Regions from separate parts of the Mus musculus genome. Here region 2 is linked to region 1. Evidence: chromatin contacts called from ENCODE Hi-C or POLR2A ChIA-PET data. All regions are on one chromosome and are shown on one strand. Each heading gives the region's core, a stretch centred on a gene start or an enhancer-like site at or near the end of the contact. The rest is flanking DNA. Distances are from core to core; before and after follow the strand shown. Region 1 holds the start of Zfp266 (zinc finger protein 266). Region 2 holds the start of Ubl5 (ubiquitin-like 5).

The links. Hi-C counts contacts between places; a loop is a spot of excess contacts on that map. ChIA-PET counts read pairs that join two places held with the same protein, here RNA polymerase II (POLR2A).
Region 2: a map of heart shows a loop between it and region 1 (2.1-fold over the local background). The contact joins the promoter of Ubl5 here to the promoter of Zfp266 in region 1. A Hi-C loop is called at or near these places in 1 of 37 maps with a recorded cell type or tissue (heart). POLR2A ChIA-PET finds 5 or more read pairs at or near these places in 4 of 5 experiments (Patski and embryonic stem cell).

Annotation. Positions count from the first base shown.
Region 1 is chr9:20,519,262-20,523,374 of GRCm38, forward strand. Zfp266 (zinc finger protein 266) reads right to left here and starts at 2,158. Exons shown (of 9, transcript NM_001082485.1): 1 at 2,083-2,158; 2 at 1,759-1,858.
Region 2 is chr9:20,640,302-20,644,642 of GRCm38, forward strand. Ubl5 (ubiquitin-like 5) reads left to right here and starts at 3,035. Exons shown (of 5, transcript NM_025401.4): 1 at 3,035-4,341. Fbxl12 (F-box and leucine-rich repeat protein 12) reads right to left here and starts at 2,505. Exons shown (of 3, transcript NM_013911.3): 1 at 1,903-2,505; 2 at 1,723-1,795. The coding sequence starts at 1,988.

The sequences.
Region 1 (4,113 bases), core at 908-3,407:
CTCAGAAATGGCTGAGTGTGTAATGGCATTTGCCACCAAGCCTAAAAACCTAAGGTTCCCCGAGTTCAATTTCTGGGACCCACACGATGAAAGGAAAGATGGACACCTGACACTTACCCCAGGATATACATGCACTCATGTGGACAAAATCAAATGGAGTTTAACCCGTTAAAAGGCTGTGGATATAGCTCAGTGACAGAGCACTTATTTACCATGTCCAAGGCCCCAGGTTCGCCACCTAGACTCTGTCTCAGTCTCTGTCTCTGTCTCTGTCTCTGTCTCTCTCTCTCTCTCTCTCTCTCTCTCTCTCTCTCACACACACACACACACACCTTACCTTTGTGTACTCTCATATAACAAAGGTGTATTAACTCAAAAACTCAGTAGACTGTATGAACTTCCAAAGCTCTCATCAATTGGTAATACAGTTATTCAGGACTGTAAGAACAGGCTTAAGCTAGATTTTTGTCACTACCTCCCTTCACTGGTGTGCTGAAGCTGAAACCCAGGGCCTCACACATTCTAGGCAAGAGCTATATACCACTTCACTCAGAAATCCAAGCATCAGTTAGTCTACAGTGAAAAAAAATCAAAAATGGAGAAAAAAATTTAAATGGAGAAAAATGCCAACAGAAACAAACCATCGAAATGCGAAAATGCATACCTCCTTAAAAAGTTACTATAACAAACAACATGACCTACCCTAGGTTCAAAGATCCTAAAAAGGTATCTGAAAATTTCAATATAAGAACCTTAAAATGGGGGTTGAAGACTTAGTTAAAAGTACATACGGCTCTTCCAGAACCAGAGATCTGGTTCCCAGCACCACACCGGCACCGCACCAGGTGGCTCACAACCTCCTGTAACGCAGCTGTAGGGAGCCAAGGCCCTTTGTGACATCCAGGGGCACTGCACTCAAGGCAGAAACCCACACCCCACACATAAACAGATAACAACTTAAAATAGATTAAATAACAGCAAAAATGCCTTAAAGAGGTCTTGGTTTATAGCTCAGTAAGAGAGCTTACTAAACATGCACAAAGCCCTAGATTCAATTCCCACTATTAGAAAAACAAAGAAACTTTGAAAAGATCTTAGATGCAAAAACACCCAAAAACTTATAACAATGAAGAATTCTGATTTCACACAAAGAAGATATTAGATAATATTAATTTTTTATTATCTTGGCTGAAAGATCAGTATTTACGGTCTTACTGGGTCAGTATCTTCTTTTTTTTTTTTTTTAGAAAATGTATTACCCCGTTATGTAAAAAAATCATGCCTGAAATTCCCAACCTATTCTCAAATAGTTCAACATAAACTGTATTTTAATTTTCCTTGAAAAACCAACCAGTTTAATCAGTACTAACCTAACAAAGCCTCCATTTTTTAAAGTCTGCAAGGAGGCACAGGCCTACAACATTCAGACAATAGCTAACTATTTGGGCTAGGGTGTAGCTCAGCAGGAGAGTGCTTAGCATCATGAGGCTCTGAGTTGCGGCCCCAGCATCAAATCAAGAGTAACTTGTTATCCTTACTTTTCTTCAACACAAAGACCCGGGTCTTTGTACGTTTATATTTATATACAGATAAATGCACTCTGCGAAAGTCTACAACGAAGTTGCCTTTTTAAAAAAATCAGAATGCAATGTGTCTCAGGTAAACATAGGTCCCACGAAAGCGAAATAATCGGATAAAGCATTCCTTTCCATACACACACAAAAAGAAAAACAAGAGGAAAAGGCTGCCCTCACCCACCTTTCAGCCAAAGCTCGGCTCCCCCAAACAGAATCGCCCGGTCCAAGAATGGAAAATGCAGCGTCTCAATGTGATACCAATGGCGAAAAGTCTATTCTTTCTGGGGAGGAAAATAATTCCACGAAGGTTACTTTACACCGGCTTTAGAAGAAAGGTGGGTGCAAACAGCTCAGGGCTGAGTCGGGATGCGCACTCGGGCCGCGGCACCCGGGAAGGCTGCAGAGCCCGGGAAGCCGCGGGACCCCGCGAGCAGAGCTCGGCCCGCCTCCCCGCACAGGCCTACCGAGTCCTCGCCCTCCCCGCGCCGCCCCCGCAGCTCCTCACCGAATCCTCACCGAGCGCTGCGTGGAGAGCCCTCGGACAAACGCCGAGAAGGACTCAGAGCTCGGAGAAAAGGGGGGGCTGGCCGTGACGTCACTTCCATTTCCGGCTCGGAGTTCTCAGCCACGTTGGAGCTCTCCAAGCTGGAGAGAAAAACTTGTTTGTTCCAGCGTCCCGACAGTTGCACCCTTTTTCGGGTGGGTTCATAAGGGGCGTTGAGACAGGAAAAGAGCCGAGAGGTCGAGATCAGAAGCGAGACCTTGAAGGGGGAGCAGTGCGGGGGCGGGGCGAGAGGCGGGACCAGGCCGGGGTGCGCCTCGGTTGATGGCGGACCGGTGGGGCGAGGATGGGTGTGGGGACGCCCCGGTGGAGATGCTGCTGACAAAAGCTTTTCTCTCCCGCCTCTCCCTCACGCTCGCGATGCCCTTAGCCATGTTGCACAATCTGCCAACCCAGGAAAAATGATCCGTTTGGTCCATTCAGTTAGTGCTGTCTCCAGACACCTTTATGTCGACCTGTCTTTGTGTGTCTCTGGACTCTGCTAACACCTCAGTCCTTGATTCCATCACGTTTTCACCACCCAGGGCTGTTAGTAGAGCCCGGACTAGCATCACGAAGCCCTGGGATCCATCGCCAGTACCGTAGATGGTACTAGTGGTGCTTGGGAGAAGAAGACAAAGTTCAAGGCCATCCTTGGCTACATAGTAAATTCAAGGCCAGTCTGTCTGGGATACATGAAACCCTGTATCCAAAATGCTTAGTTCCTAACATCTTTTCCTGATTTTTCGTGATAATGGGGTGTGTGTATGTGTGTGCATGGTTTAACAGAGTAAGCAGGCATGTACATGGCAATGTATGGAGGTCAGGGGACAACTTTCAGGCGTCCGTTATCACCATGGGTTTCAGCAATGGAAGTCAGCTTCTCTTTCACCCACTGAGCCAGCTTTTTGGCCCAAACGACTTAATTTTTAGAGACAGTTTAACAGCTTGGGTGTTTTCTATTTTTGGAATAATTCAGAGTAAAACTAGGTCAGGCATAGTGATATGCACCTTTAACAGCCCTCAGGAGGCAAACACAAGTGGATCTCTGTGAGTTCAAGGCCAGAAAGAGTTATAAACTACTTCATAGTTTCACATGGATCCTATATGGATACTAGCTTTGTGTGTGTGTGTGTGTGTGTGTGTGTGTGTGTGTGTGTGTGTGTCTCATATGGCTGTGACTGTGAATATAAGACATGAACCTAGAAAGGGGACCATGAATGGGAGATCAAAAGATGTTTTAAAGAAATGGAGAAGTTGGTCTGGAGAGATTGCTCAGTGGTTAAGAACCTTTGTTGCTCTTCCAAAGGACCCTGGTTCAGTTCCCAGTACGCATATGGCAGCCTACAAGTGTCTGTAACTCCTTTTCCAGTATACCTGATACCTCTTTTGTTCTCCATGGACATGAGACAAGCATGCAATGCCCAGACATACATGCAGGAAAAGCACCCATACATCAATAATAATAATAAATAGAAATAAAGGCATTAAATTGGGAGGAAGAGAAGGGTACATTTTGGGGAGGTGGGAACTGTGGAAGGAAATGACAGTCAACCAAAACAAGGTATGAATAGAAATGCCTAATGAAACCTTGTTGCTCTGCTGACTAAAAAACAGGCAAGGGGCCAGGCGTGGTGGCACACGCCTTTAATCCCAGCACTTGGGAGGCAGAGGCAGGCGGATTTCTGAGTTCGAGGTTAGCCTGGTCTACAAAGTGAGTTCTAGGACAGCCAAAAAAAGCATGCAAGGGGCTAGAGAGATGGTTCAGCAGTTAAGAGTTCTTGCAGCTCCTTCTTAGGGGATGAGTTTGCATCCCTGCATCCCAGCATCCATGTCAGGCAGCTCCTTAGTTAACAACCATTAATAACTGCAGCTCCAGTGGATCCTCAGATCCTCTTCTGAAATCTGCAGCCACCCACACAAATACACACATACACATAAATAAAAATCTTTTGGGTGAGTTCAAGGCCAGCCTCGTCTACAGAACAAGTTCCA
Region 2 (4,341 bases), core at 1,785-4,284, 120 kb after region 1:
TTCTCTATTCTATTACTTTCGCTGGATGGAGTTAGTACAAACACTCCATTAGTCCCAGCACTTGAAGGCGGACACAGGCAGAACTCTTGAGTTCAAGGCCAGCCTGGTCTACAGATTGAGCTCCAGGACAGCCAGGGCTACACAGAGAAACCCTGTCTCAATAATAATAGTAAGAAGAAGAAGAAGAAGAAGAAGAAGGAGGAGGAGGAGGAGGAGGAGGAGGAGGAGGAGGAGGAAGAGGAGGAGGAGGAGGAGGAGGAGGAAGAGGAGGAGGAGGAGGAAGAGGAGAAGAAGTAGTAGTAGTAGTAAAATTTTTTCATGGAACTGTTACATTTAAACAGTAGTAGTAGTAGTAGTGGTAGTAGTAAAATTTTTTCATGGAACTGTTACATTTAAACACATATTTGAGAAAGCCTAACTGTATTCTCTGTACATGGTCACTCATATCTGGCTCCAGAGTAAATTCGTCTCCATTCTGAGGTAACAGTTATATTTTTGTATTGACAGATGCTGTCTCAAAACACCAAAAAACAGAGGTTGGGGGTGTGGCTGTATTAATGAAGCACTTGCCTGGCAAACGCAAACGTGGATTTTGTTCTCAGCACCACATCAACTATGTGATAGCACATACCTGTGATCCCAGCACTCAAGAGGAAAAGACCAAAAGGAGCAGAACCTTCTGCCATCCTTGGCTACACAGCCAGCTAGAAGCTAATTTTGGGATACATGAGACCCACCTCAAAACCAAAACAACAAAACTAGAAAACTGAAAAGCTATAAGCTTGCATTTATTAAATGCTGGAGACACACACTGGCCATACTGGCTAAGTTCTACAATACATCAGACATGAAACATGAAGGTACTTTTTTTTGTTTTTCCAGACAGGGTTTCTCTGTGTAGCCCTGGCTGTCCTGGAACTCACTCTGTAGACCAGGCTGGCCTCGAACTCAGAAATCTGCCTGCCTCTGCCTCCCAAGGGATGGGATTAAAGGCCTGCGCCACCACTGCCTGGCCTACAAGCATTATTTTTAATCCCCATATCTTAGATGAGAAACTGAGGTCTGAGCATTGAAGGGGAGGTAAAGGCTGGCACTAGGACAGGCAGAAAAATTCCAAGCACGAACTCACTTAAATACCAAACCAGCAGAGTATGGTGGTGCATACCCTTAGTCCCAGCACTGGAGAAGCAGAATTCCAGGTCAGCCAGGGCTACAGAGAAATTTTTCCTCGAGAAAACAAACAAACAAACAAACAAACAAAACCCAAACACTTCCTGGGCCTTCTCCTACAGCTGTAACTTCAGCACTCAGGAGGTTGTTGCAGGGGGTGGTTAGTTGGAAACCAGTACGTGACTCAGAGGTGTTCCTTCCTAGCATTCAAGAAACCTAAATTGCATTCCCAGTAGCACAGGAACCACACATGGGGCCCACGCTGCTAATCCCAATATTTAGAAGGTCGAGGTAGGTATCAAGCTCAGCCTCGGCTTCATAGGAAGCTGAAGTCAGCCTGGCCTAGAGGCCCTGTCTCAAAACAACCCCCTCAGCCCCCCAAGAAGCAACACCAACGAAAATCCAGAAAAATAAAAGCCTCAAGAAACTATCAAAAATAAATAAATAAAACAAACAGCAAACAAACACTAGAAAGCAAAATAAAGCAACCCCCACCCCCATGTCCCAGGGCAGGGGGTGGCTCTCCCCGCACCGCTCCCGGGTCCCGCATACCGTGTAGAGCGTCAGGTCGACGTGTCGCCATAGCCACCGGTCATCCACTAGCCTCTTCCAGCGGTGACAGACCCTGGAGGAGTGGACCGGCCGTTAGAACGACCCCGGCCCGCTAGGACCGGATCCGCATCTCCTGCCGAGCCCATGCCCGGCTCTTTCCCCCGAGGAGCGGGGCGGCACCTGGAGATGCGGATCCGGTCCCGGACAGGGAGGTAAGAGAAGATCTCCAAGAGCACCAAGTCTGGGAGGTCAAACAGAGTCGCCATGGTCCAGCTGTCGCACGCTTCCGTTTCCGGTGGCGGCGAGGCCGCGTTCCCTGGACAGCGCTGGGGTGGTCGGACTGGCCAAACCGGCGCGACTTTCAGAGGCCCGCCGAGAATCCCTACTTTTCTAGGAAAGTGCCCGAGGCCCCGGGACTGGACAGGCGCGGGCTGACGACCGTTTAGAGGTCAAGACTAGAGACTGACTAGGCCTGACTGGCTTGGCTAGCGGATGGAACTGGAAATAGGAAAACCTGGATGTGGCTTGGGAGAGGAGGGGGCACGAGGCGTGGCCAGGGCCAAGAGGAAGACGAACAGCAAACCCAGAAGGCTGGAGGTGACGAGTGCCTCGGGGGCGTGGCCATAAGGTGGAGCTAAGTATAAGCAGCAAACCCAAAAGGGGTCCGCAGACAACCCAGAAGGCGTGACTCTAGGAAAACCTGGATGTGGCTTGGTGGAGGAGGGGGCACGAGGCGTGGCCAGGGCCAAGAGGAAGGCTAACAGCAAATCCAGAAGGCTGAAGGTGAAGAATGCCTCGGGGGCGTGGCCATGAGGTGGAGCTAAGTATAAGCAGCAAACCCAAATGGGGTCAGCAGACAACCCAGAAGGCGTGACTCTGGCGAGGAGGGGGCTCAGGGCGTAGTCATAGCCGGGAGACGTGGCGAGCAGAGGCAGGTAGACCCCACGCAAGCTGGGATGAAGAAAGCAACACGCCTAGAAAGCGTGGCTCCGACGGGCGGGGAGTGGTCCTGAGGCGTGGCCAAGGGGCCCAGGGGCCAGGAGGCCCGGGGGCCCGGGGGCCCGGGGGCCTGGAGGCCAGTCAGAGGAAAAGCAGCAAACTCCCAAAGTGGGACTCTGGGAGAGAGGATAAAAGACAGAGACGAAGGGCAGCAGGCGTTGCAAACAAGGCCAAAGTACTAGCATTTGAAAAAGCGCCGCCGAGTGGAAGGGTGTGGCCAGCGGCAGAGGAGCTGATTGGAGGCCGTCCACAACAATGGGAAGGCGTGGCTTCAGTAGGAAGAGACAAGGGGCGCGTCTAGAGCTAAGCGACTAGTGGCGTGCGGAGGTTTGGCTTGTGCTGGAAAAGGCTTAGGGTTACTGCCAAGGCAGAGATCAGCCTGCGACCAGACCGTATGTATACCCAGGAGGCATGACTTGAGCAGGGAAAAGTTAACAGAGCAACAAACCCAGAAACCATGACTTGTGTGGGAAGGGGCTCAAGGACTAGGGATCCTAATTGCGCCTGAAGACTAAACTTGTAAAACCTAGCTTAGGCGGAACAAGGTCCGATATAGGGGATGGAATCAAGTTTGGAATGGCTGGGCGACAAAGGGACAGGCTGGGAGACTTATGACTGGAAGAATGGATAAGAGCAGCGACGGGGGCCCTAAAAGCATCGCTGGAGACAGAAACAAGAGCTAAACCAGGAACTGGGTGTGCAGCTCAGTGGGAGAGCCTTTGGCTGGTAAGCATGCTTAGCAGGCCCTAGGTTCGACCTCCAACACTAAAACAAATACCAAAACAAAACAAGAAAAACAAACCCCACCACTTTTCTTGTATGTATGCCAAGAGACTTAAAGCCTGAGAAGTTTTTTTTCGAGACGGAAACGAATCCGGTAAAGCCTGAGAAGTCTTTTCAGGACGGAAACGAGGCATTGGGGAGACTGGAACATATCTAAGCACTAAAGACACAGAACAGGACTTCATTCGAAACTGAAAGGTGTGACTGGGATGGGAGTGAGGGGCCAGCAGGACGGCCAAGCCAGGGAGGCGTGGCCACAGCCGCAATAGAAAGCAAGAATAATGCCTTTTGCTGCCTACGCATAAGGATTAAATTTTGTATAAGTCGTATTAGGTAAGCACAAGGCGCTGGGTAAGACTTTTCTTTTTCTTGAGTCAATATATGCTTACCTTGCTAAGAATCCTGTCTGCTAAGAAGAAATCGCTCAATAGAGGCAAAACTGGTTGAATTTAAGAAGGGATTCCTCTCCCACCAGCTCTCGCGATTCTTTAATCTGGAACAAGATTAAAGAATCAAAGCAAAAGCTCTTTCCCCGTATGCTATTTCCAACATCTTCGCAGGCAGGACACGGACACGCGGAGTGGTACGCAACATGCATGGCCTCTCAACCAGGATCCGACTTAGTTTTCATCAACTGCAGCCTGCACCCCTGGAGTCTCTGAAACGGTCACTACGACCAGGGGCGGGGAAGCAAGCACAGGGTTTGAGGCTGAGCTTTGAATGAAAGCAGAAAGCCACAGGCCCTGCATGACTCCATTTCGGCACACCTGCAGCCGGGATTCCGCGGTAGGAGGATTGTCTGGCTTGGGAGTAGTCGAGCACCCCGCCGCTGAGATC